Linked DNA regions of Homo sapiens: region 2 is linked to region 1. A link is a loop called in an ENCODE intact Hi-C map of the cell type or tissue named here. Cell type or tissue: B cell. All regions are shown on one strand. Links, peaks and the distances in the headings refer to the core of each region. The heading gives the core; the rest is flanking DNA. Region 1 overlaps FGD3 (FYVE, RhoGEF and PH domain containing 3). Region 2 overlaps LOC124902216 (a long non-coding RNA gene).

Region 1 (5,370 bases), core at 305-5,304:
ACTAAAAATACAAGAAATTAGCTGGGCTTGGTGGTGGGCGCCTGTAATCCCAGCTACTTGGGAGGCTGAAGCAGGAGAATCGCTTGAACCTGGGAGATGGAGGTTGCAGTGAACCGAGATGGCTCCATTGCACTCCAGCCTGGGAGACAGAGTGAGACTCCATCCCCCCCCAAAAAAAAAAAAAAGAAAAAAGATGAAAGTGCTATGTTTTAGGTTATGTGTATTTTACTGCCATTTTTAAAAAGAAAACTTTTTTTAAACATATGCAGAAGATTCTCATGAGAAGTTTTTTGAATTTGCACCAAAATGACAAGGTGCGAAGGGCAAGGCCCTGTACCAGGCCAGCCTCCTTGTCAACCTCCCTGCCCAGCTGGGGGTGTCCAGGGGAGGCGGGATCCTTAGTGTCCCTTTCTGAGGCTGCGGAGCTCAGCCCTCATTCACACACTCTTGCCCTCCTTCCTTGGTCCACATGCACAGCCACCGCTGCTCCTCAGAAGACTGGCACCCTGGGCAGAGGCCTCATACAGACTCCCAGGTGGGGTGGGCCCCGGGCAGGGCCCACAGGTGCAGCCTCCAGGCCTGAGTCTGCGGTGCCCCCACCTGGAGGGTGGGGCTGGGGGACAGCACACCTTGTGGCACAGAGCAGGGGGTCCTGGAGGGCTGAGATTATTGTTAGGGGTTCAATACTTGCTTTTGGGAAAATGCAGCAACCATTTGCCTGTGGGTTACTTTCCTGAGACCAGGGACACTCACCGGCAGGCAGCAAGCTCAGAAGGAGGGAGTGGGGAAGCTCACGTGTGGGGACGGAGGCACCACGGGCACAGGTTCGTGTCACTAGGCAGCAGGCAGCTTGTCCCCAGACCCAGATGTGGCTGCCCCCATTTCACACAGGGCCTGCCCTGCACTGTCCTTGCAGCTAGCCAGATGAAACCGTGGCAGGCTCATGTCCCTGTCTCCCTCCTCAGACAATGGGCCCCTTGTCACCTACAAGGACCCACAATATCTGCAGAGAAGAAGGCAGGACACGGGGAGAAATGTAAGGGATGAATGAAGGTCCTCATATCCTGTTTCCTTCCCGACCGGCTCAGCCCCGACAGCTGACGGTCGTCCCGCCTAGGGACAGGCAGGCACCACAGTGCCCGGCTCTGCTCTTCCTCCTGTCCTTGTTCATTGTTTTCGGCACATGCTTGCCTCCGAGCCTCCTTGTTCCACAAGCCCAGTCTCATCCTTGTCTAGGTTTCACACCTGCCCAGCACTGCCCTTACTGAGGGGCCTCAGTTTCCTTATCTGTAAACCAGGCTCCTGATAGACCTATCGGGGCAGGTGGGGAGGATGCTTTGGGAGCTCCCAGCACATGCACCAGTGACTCCCAGGTCACTCTTCTAGCCCAGGGACTAACCTGGGAGTCCTCAAGGGGCACAGGCCAGGAAGGTCAGGCCCATCCTCGGACAGTGGTGAGGCTTCTCAGGAAAAGGTCATTTCAGCTCTAACCTCTGTACAACACGGCTGCAGGCCTCTGTGTGCAGGGCACTCGGCCTCGTGTCATTCCAAGGGGTCTTGCACACTGCATGGTGCTGGTTTTTGTGTAGACGTGGACCTCCGCCCCCTGAGGAGTGGAACCGGGGCCTCCTCTGGCCTCCTGTAACAGCCCAGCTGGGGACAAACCACTTCCTCCCTTTCACACCCAGCTGGTCAGCCCCACCCGGCTCTGGGGCCACTGAGCAAGTTGTGAAGATTTGTACTGGGGCTCAGTCAGACACTTTGCAGGCTGGGGGGCCCAGGGCAAGTCAGCTGTGTGCCTTGGTTTCCTCCCCTGCAAGAATGGCTGACCAGCATCCGCCCTGGGTGTTGGCAAGCACCGATCTGAATGGCAGTGGCACCTGCTAAGCACGTCCAGCCCCGAACTACAGTGAGCCTGGCACGACTCAGTCACCACTTTACAGATGAGTGTGGCCATGCTGTGTGACCCGAACATGCCTCTGCCCCTCGGGCCCCCTCTGCACAGTGGGCACAATCACGGTGGCATCGGGTTGTGCCGCCACTGCCGCTGGGACCCTGCCATCAGTCCATGCACCTCTTGAGGTGGCCCCGCCACTGTCCCACACTGCCAGGCACAGCACGGGGTGCTGAGGAGGCTTTGGTGGGCGCAGCACTCCTTCCTCACAGCCCCATGCTACACAGGCCCGCATCTGCTAATATCTAACCTGCAGAGTGCAGAGGAAGCTTCTGGAGACACACTGTGTGGGAAAGCCTAGCCCCCAGGACACGTCTGGGACCACCCTCCTCTGTTCAGGCAGAGGAAGGCTCGCGCTACCCCCCGCCCCCCAGGCCTGGGTGACATGAGAGGGGCTGGCCGTGGTCTCGATGCCCTGGCTGGTGCGCTGCCAGCCGATGGAAAAAGGCTCCCTGCATCTGGTCAGCCTCGGACCCAGGCCCCTGCCAGCCTTCGATGGGGACACGGGCAGGCACCGTTCATCTTGTGAGAGCCTAAGCCACCCCCAGACGATAGGCAACACTGTCCCAGCACTCAGCAGTTTACAAAGGCTTTTCACACTTGCCATTCGAGGCCCACAATAACTCTGAATTTTTACACATCATGCTACAGGAACCCAGAGAAAGACAACAGAACAAAAACAAGACACCATTCCGTGCCACCACAGCCACTTCCTGCCTTGAAAACATCCGTCTCCCTCAAATGGCTCCTGCCCTGAATGTTCCTACCACCCCAAAGTTCCACAAAAGCAGTTAGGATCTCAGGGCTCGGCCAACACCTCAGGACCAAGCCCACTCACCTGTCTTCTGAAGGCGAGCGAGTTTCTCCTCTGGGCTGAACTTCGTGCAATAGCGAAACACAACTTCCTTTTTTCTAATTTTCGCAATATGGGTCACAACATGATGGTGCATTTGCATTTCCGCATCATTACGCTGGGTGAGAGGAGCTTGGCTTGCTGATTCTAGAAGGTGCAACTTGCAGGGTGGCGGGGGCAATGGCAAACAAACATGCAATCCACAGCTCTCCACTGATCAGGTGCTAGGCTCACAGCTGCGGCGGCCGTGCTGGTTTAAAGGTTAACAGGGCTGCTCACAGAGGACCCACAACCACCATCCTCCTGCTTCTGCTGGGTGGACTTTTGTGAGTAGATCTGCTGTGTAGATCTTCAGGGAGGAGGGGCCCAGCAGGGAATGAGGGGGCCGGCCCTAGACCAGACAAGCCCAGAGTGAGCCCAGAAACACACCATCAGAGGCTTCCTCAGACCCTCTTGGTTGGGAACAATGAAATGGCCACAAGTTAGAAGGTGAAGAGGCCCCCTGCAAACAGATATTTCAAGATGCTTCCTGGGAGACCTGACCCACGAGGGCTGCTCCAGCAGGCCCAGCACCTGCCCCGCTGAGCAGCCCCACCAGGAGGGCACCCTCATTGTTTTAGGGAGAGAATCAATAAATAATAACACCAGGTCCTGAAGGGCTTAGAGTGCAAAGTCTGACTCAATTTTAATAATGCTTGTTAATCCAGGCTTATATTCATTTTTTTTAAAGCAATTTCTCACCTGGGCATGGTGGCTCATGCCTGAAATCCCAGCACTTTGGGAGGCCAAGGAGGGAGGATCACTTGAGGTCAGGAGTTTGAGACCAGTCTGGCCAACTTGGTGAAACCCTGTCTCTACTAAAAATACAAAAATCAGCTGGGCATTGTGACGCATGCTTGTAATCCCAGCTACTAAGGAGGCTGAGGTGGGAGGACCGCTCGAACCCCAGAGGTGGAGGTTGCAGTGAACTGAGATTGCGCCACTGCACTCCAGCCTGGGGGACAGAAAGAGACTGTCTCAATAAAAATAAAATAATAAATAAATAAATAAAAGCAATTTCTCTGGGCCTCAGTTTCCCTGTGCCAGGTGCTGCCGCAGGTGCCCTGTGAATGGTTACTCATTGGGCCCCTTCATGCCCCTGTGAAGTATGGTTATCCCCGTCTGACAACAGGGAAACTGAGGCTCAGGACACAGTGGTGTGCCCCTCCCTCCCAAAAGCTAAAGGCTGAGGTGATGTGGAGTTTGTCCCTAAGTTCCCTGCCTGTGTGAGGATGCAGAGCTACACCCAGCCGTGACAAGGATGGGGTGGACAGTGTCACCTGAGCTCGGACGCATGGGTGCTGTGGCCTCAGCCATATTGCTGAACTTAATCTTTTCTTTTCTTTTTTTTTTTTTTTTTGAGACGGAGCCTCACTCTGTTGCCCAGGCTGGAGTGCAGTGGCGCAAAGTCAGCTCACTTCAACCTCCACCTTCTGGTTTCAAAGATTCTCCTGCCTCATCCTTCCAAGTAGCTGGGATTATAGGTGCCCACCACAATGCCCAGCTAATTTTTTGTATTTTTAATAGAGACTGGGTTTCACCATGTTAGCCAGGCTGGTCTCAACTCCTGACCTCAGGTGATCTGTCTGCCTCGGCCTCCTAAAGTGCTGGGATTACAGGCATGAGCCACCATGCCCGGACACTGATGAACTTCTTGAAGACTCCATTCTTCCTCCATGAAATGGAGAAAATGTGGGATGCATGTGGTGGAGTTTTTGTGAGAAATGAGGGCTTTGCCTATGGTAGGTACTCAAGGGATCCCAGCCACCAACATCTGAATCACCGTTGCTGTGCTGTCAATGCCGGGGCCCTGGAGTCTTGGCTCCTGCCCCCTGAGGAGGCAGCCCTGGACCATCCAGATGCTTCCAGCCCAGGCCAGGAAGGACAGCAGTGCCTGCCACCACCACCTGGTTCAGCCTTCTCCTCTACAGAGGTCCCCTGTGCCAGAAGGCCAGCAGTGGGGTCCCATTAGGACCAGGGACACAAACCCAGGTACACTAGGAATACACAACTGTCGTCCTAAGAGGGTCATGATAAATTCTGGCAGCACAGCAGCAGGCTGGCTGTGGTGACCTGAAAGGTGAGGGGTTGTGGTAGGTAAGGAACAAAAAGAGGATGGGGAGGGGTTTGTGGCTTGAAAGTAGAACTGAGGCCAAGTGTCCTGTCGTCCCTGGTTGGGGTGAGTGGGAGGAAGTGGTGCCTCCACCTGGGAGTGACATCATTCAAAAAGAAACATGTTTTTGGCAGCCTGCCCCCCAATGGCCCAGTGATCATCAAATGCTGGTTATCTGCCTCTCCCACTGTGAATAGAGCTGACCTGTGGACACTACTGTACAATAGGACATTACAGAAATGATGAAGGTGACTTCCAAGGCCAGGCCATACATAACACTGCAGCTTTTGCCTTTCCTTGCTGAATCACTCACTGTGGGGGAGCTGGCTGCCATGTTATGAGGATGCTCAAGCAGCCCTGCAGAGAGGCCCATGCGGAGAGGAACTAAGGCCCCAGGCCAACAGCCAGCAA
Region 2 (5,370 bases), core at 287-5,286, 1.0 Mb before region 1:
CACACCTCCCTGGCTCAACTTGGGTGCTACTGCAGCACAGCAAAGCTCTGCAAACACTGCTATTATCTCATATTATTATCTCCTCCATGGGTCAGGATCTGCTCAGGGTCTCATAAGGCAGCAATAAGGTGCCAGTCAGGCTGCGGTCTCACCTGGAGCTCTGCTAAGGAAGACCCACTTCTGAGCTTATTCAGGCTGTTGGCTGAGTTTACCTGCTTGCTCTGGGTCCTGGCCAAGCGGGCCCTCTGTCGGCCGCTCACAACATGCAACTGGCTTCTTCAAGGCTGGCAGAACTTCTCTGACCTCAGGGAAGACCTCAGTCACTTTTTTTTTTCTTTGAGACAGAGTCTTGCTCTGTTGCCCGGGACGGAGTGCTCTGGTGTGATCTCAGCTAACTGCAACCTCTGCCTCTTGGGTTCAAGTCATTCTCCTGCCTCAGCCTCCCGAGTAGCTGGGATTATAGGCATGCGCCACCACGCCCGACTAATTTTTGTATTTTTAGTAGAGATGGGGTTTCTCCATGTTGACCAGGCTGGTCTCGAACTCCTGACCTAAGGTGATCTGCCTGCCTCAGCCTCCCAAAGTGCTGGGATTACAGGCGCGAGCCACTGTGCCTGGCCCCAGTCCCTCTTAAAGGGGTTGTCTCTTAAAGGGGTAGTCAGGCCCAGGACAATCTCCCTTTCGATCAATTCAAAGTCCACCAGTTAGGGACCTCAAAATCCTTTTTGCCATATCAGGTAGCACCATCAGGGTGATGCTATCCTATCACACTGATAGGCCCCCTATATTCAAAGGGATGGATTATGTAGGCCACAAACACTTTGATGGATGAATTTTGCTCTAATCTGTAATAGAAACATAAAATGGAAAGCCAGTAGACTTATAAATTAAGGTGGATTTTTAACAGCAAGTATGCAGATAGGATATGTTTTCTTCCCTTGTTTCAATATGTTGCTTATCATCTGGGGAAGGAGCAGGCAGAACTCAAAACAATGATAACAACCTTTTCTACCCATTTGGTTTGATGAGAAGAGAAGCAAACAAATAATTGGCAGGACTGTTGGGAACAGTTGTGTGGGTTGCACACTGCACAATCAAGAAGTGCTATTCTCAGCACAGTCAATGACACGCCTGGGAGTTACGTAGTCTGTAAATGGCAGTCCTGCTCTCCTAGACTGAGCCAGAATGGGATGGGGTTGGGACCAGCACAGGGCCAACCTATGGAAGGAGCCCAGTACCATGGGTGTCCTGACCAGAACTGAGTCCACAGGGCCCTGCCCTTTGACTGGAGATGCCTTGCCTGCTGTTCGTGCTTGGGTAGGAACAGGGCTGCCTCCCAGGGCACTCCCTGGTCAGTGAGCTGTGTCTGCAGGGGATGGCTGCTCCAGTCCATCTTCTCCACTCAGAGCAGGATGAGGTGGGTAACAGTAAGTCCAGATCTGGACACAGTGAGCGTGGTGTGCGGGTGACCTTTGGGCAGCTGGAGCTATAGGTCTGTCTCAGTGGCAATCAGCGAGGGAAAGTAGGGGTTAAGTCAGAAGGTGAAGGACCCCAAAAAGGTCATTGTGATACTGTGGAGGGAGCACTGGTTCCAATCCCAGCTCCACCTCTCAGGCAAATGAGGTCACCCCTCTGTGCCTCAGTTTCCTTGTTAGTAAATTAAGGGTAAAATTGCCAGTCTCCTACAGTGGAAGACATAAGTTTAAATGAGATCATGTAACATGGGGCACAAGGCCTTGCACAGAGGGTGTGCTCTCTAGAAGACTGACTAGGGCTTTTCCAGGTTGGGGAGTGCAGTGGAACCCACAACTGTACTGAGAGACAGACATCCCTTTTCAGTAGCAGGCCCAGAGAGCATCCCCATGGGCTTCAATACGGGGCACAGAGCTCAGCCTCTTAAGTCCCTGAAGGTCAGAAGTAGCTGGCTCTAAAAGTATCCAAACATTTAAAATCCAACCTGTGCTGTCTGGCCTGCTGAGCGCAACACCAACACCCCACAGTGGAAGCCATGAGCTCACTGTGTATGTCTGGAAGCTCCCCACCCCCGGGACTGAGGGCCTCCCGCACGCCTCTGCTCCATGGCATGCTCCCTCCTGCTGTGTCCACCACCTTCTGCGTGCTGTGTCTTTGCCACTGGCTGTGAGCACATTTGTACGTCTCTGCATGGTTAAACTGCACTTCCCGTGGGCAGATAAGATGCCTTTTTCTTTGTATCTTCAGCAACCAGCAAGGTGTTTGATACATAGAGAGGGAAAGTAAATACTGGATTATTTTTCTTTTTTTAAAAAAAAAATTTCCCTCAGCTTTACTGAAGTATAATTGGCAAATAAAAATTGTATATATGGCTGGGCATGGTGGCTCATACCTGTAATTCCAGCACTTTGGGAGGCCAAGGCAGGTAGATTGCTTGAGCTCAGGAGTTCTGGAGAACAGCTTGGGCAACATGGTGAAACCCTGTTTCTACCAAAAATACAAAAATTAGCCGGGCATGGTGTGTACCTGCAGTCCCAGATACTAGGGAGGTTGAGGTGGGAAGATTGCTTGAGCCCAGGAGGTGGGAGGATTGCTTGAGCGCAGGAGGTGGAGGTTGCAGTGAGCTGAGAGGGCACCAGTGGGCTCCAGCCTAGGTGACAGAGTCAGACCCTGTCTCAAAAAAAAAAAAAAAAAAAAAAAAGGATGTATTCAATGTGTACAATGTGATGTTTTGGTATATGTATATACCGTGATGATCACCACAATCAAGCTAATTAACATATCTATCGCCTTACATAGTTACCATTTTGGTGAGAACACTGAAAACCGACCCTTTCGGCACACTTCAAGCACACAATACGTGATTGTTAACTATAGTCACCATGCTGTACGTAGATCCCCAGAATTTATCTTATAACTCAAAGTTTGTACCCTTTGACCGACATCTTCTCATTTCTCCCTCACATCCCGGCCCTAATAACCACCATTTCACTCTATTTCTATGATGTCAACTTTTTTAGATTCCACATACAAGTGAGATCATGCAGTCTTGTTTTCCTTTATAAGTGGAACGGTTCCGAGTGAGCATGGTTAAGACTCAATATGACCAGCAGAGGGCGCAAGAACCAAGGAAGATGCGGGGGCGGGGCGATAAGGCCTCCCTGTGAGCAAGATTTCCTGGAAACACTTCTAGCAAGCAACACATTTATAATCTCTATTTTTTCTGTCATATTCTTTCCCTTTGCCTAGTCCCTGCAAGATTTGTCACTTGGCAGCTGCAAAGGCTCAAGGCTTGGGAAACTCCCAGAAAATCAGAGCCACCGCCCCCTGTCCATCCACATTTCAACAGCTGGAGAGGATTTAGATGGAATTGCCAGGGGTTGGGAATGGCTGGTTGGGAAGAAGCACTGTCGCCGGGGGTGGCCTTCGCCCTTAAGGGGCGTCAAGCCTACGTCACTGGGCTCTCAGCAGTTCGTTAGGCAGCCACTGAAGGGAGTGAGCGCCCTGTCTCCAGGGGTGTGCAAGGAGCTGGAAGGCAGGGTAAACTATTTCTACTCCAAAGGCTGTTGCAAGGATTGAGAGGGTGATTGTACGTTGTGCAATCCGGTGTCTGGGTATAGTATTAATAAGGGAAACATTTAAATTGTTGAGAACTCAGAAATGGGTGTAGGAAATGAGTCAGGTGATTCTGTGTTCCTAAGTCCCAAATACTGTTAAATTAATAGATGCTTTCCTGGAGAAAAGAATTTAAAAGAAAAAAATGTTAACATAAGGCAACATGTCTGATATGGAAGTGCAATATTTGTGCTATCAGAATAATTGAAACTGCACAAGAATTGGCAAACTGTGGCCCATTGCCTGTTTTTGTTTGGCCAGCAAACTGAGAATGGTTTTTACATATTTAAGTGGTTGAAAAAAAAATAAGAATCATATTTTGCGATGTGAAAATTAGATATAATTCAGGTTTTCATATCTATAAATAAAGTTGGTTGGAACACAGCCATACCCACTCATTTATGCATTATCTAGGGCTACTTTCACACTACAAAGACAGGGCTGAGTCACCACAATAGGGCCATGTGGCCTGCAAAGTCTAAAACATTTGCTTATATGGCCCTTTACAGAACAAGTTTTTCAATCCATGACCTAAGCTGTTAACACTAGCAAGGAGAAAGATTCACCTAAAAACCCCCTCTTGTTTTCTCATTTGGGAAAACTGAGGCTTGGACAGGAAATGGGCTTGCTCAAGGGCAGTAGCAGGAAGAGGTCTGCAAACCAGGGGTCCAGCTCATCTCGAGGTCCCCTGTGTGCTTTGCCAATCTGCAAATATGTGGAATTTGGCCATTTGGGAACTGGGCTTGTAAGCCCATTCCTGGCACCAAGAGGCAGGAACAAGGCAGAAAGTACAGATGTGACATGGGAGAGGGGGCCCAGGGAAGCCCAGTGCCTGTGGAGGTGGCACCAGCTCCTGTCCCATCCTCTTCGTGTGTCATCTTCAGTCAGTTCAAACCAGCAGGAGGCAGGAGGGCTGGCCTGGAGCCAGGGTACCAGAGGCTGATCCTGCCTGGCATCTGAGGGGTGGTGTGGCTGTAGCCTCCTTTTCCCCACCTAGACCCCAGAACTCTTGCCTGTAAAAGAAGCACCATGCCCCCTGTTCCATCCCCTCCCGAGCAGCACCCAGTGGGAGGTGCAGCTGGAGGAGGCAGTACCCAGCCCCCTCTCCCTTCCAGTCCTGGCAAGGTGGTGGAGGGGGGAGGTGGCAGGTGAAGACAGGACTGGTAGCCACAGTAGAGTCCTGTGTCAGGAAGGACAGATGCAAGTGTGAGTCCCTGCTGGAATGTGGGCAGGCCAATGTGATCTGGCCTGGCCTCCCTGCCACCAGGAGACATTCTGGAGGAGATGCTGTGGTCCACCTCACCTGGCTAAGGGGCCAGGGCCCAGACCCCTTCCCCAATCCCAGGCCTAGCTCCCCAGGCTGCCCAAGCTGGAAAGAATTCCCCACCCCCTACACAGGCTATAGAACCCTCCAAGAGCTCTGTGCCTATTAAACGTATTAAATCTGCAGAGCGTCTGGCACCTGGTGGGCACACCGCGAGCATGAAGGCCTCTTCTCTTATTAGGAGGACGGGACTGTGGCTTGGCCGTCCTTCTGATGAAAAGGAACAGAAAGTGGGGGGAGCGGGAGCAGAAGAGGAGACAAGAGCGAGAGTGAACGAGCAACAAAAGAAAGAAGAGGGGTGGGGGGAGGACTAAAAAAAAACAAAAGAAAGAGGAGGGGGAAATGGGTGGAAGAAGGGAAGAGAGGAAAAAAAAAAGCAAATAAAGAAAGAAAAGGGGAAAAGAAAGAAAAGCCGAGTCGTTTCCGCGGGCGCCTCGCCGCGTTCTGGCCCGCACGAG

What was found. Peaks named below come from ENCODE experiments on the same cell type or tissue, not always from the same donor. Only the 100,000 strongest peaks of a DNase experiment are listed, where the experiment ranks them.
Region 2: it touches region 1 in a loop (10-fold over the local background); 2 of 110 quality-filtered maps call a loop at or near these places.

The regions. Positions count from the first base shown.
Region 1 is chr9:92,961,776-92,967,145 of GRCh38, reverse strand. All of the region lies in intron 1 of FGD3 (FYVE, RhoGEF and PH domain containing 3), which reads right to left. Among named protein-coding and RNA genes, the nearest start is that of FGD3, 17 kb to the right of the region's middle. RefSeq lists enhancers at 1,376-2,007, 2,644-2,753, 3,034-3,153. In B cell, for the core only: no CTCF peak of the experiment used is centred there; DNase peaks (open chromatin) are centred at 1,765, 2,225, 2,895 and 5,013; H3K4me3 peaks cover 3,054 bases; H3K27ac peaks cover 4,936 bases.
Region 2 is chr9:93,960,863-93,966,232 of GRCh38, reverse strand. The region is part of intron 1 of LOC124902216 (a long non-coding RNA gene); the gene reads right to left. Among named protein-coding and RNA genes, the nearest start is that of BARX1-DT, 7.7 kb to the right of the region's middle. In B cell, for the core only: CTCF peaks have their summits at 2,862 and 3,067 (motif pointing right); DNase peaks (open chromatin) are centred at 3,082, 4,742 and 5,062; H3K27me3 peaks cover 4,257 bases.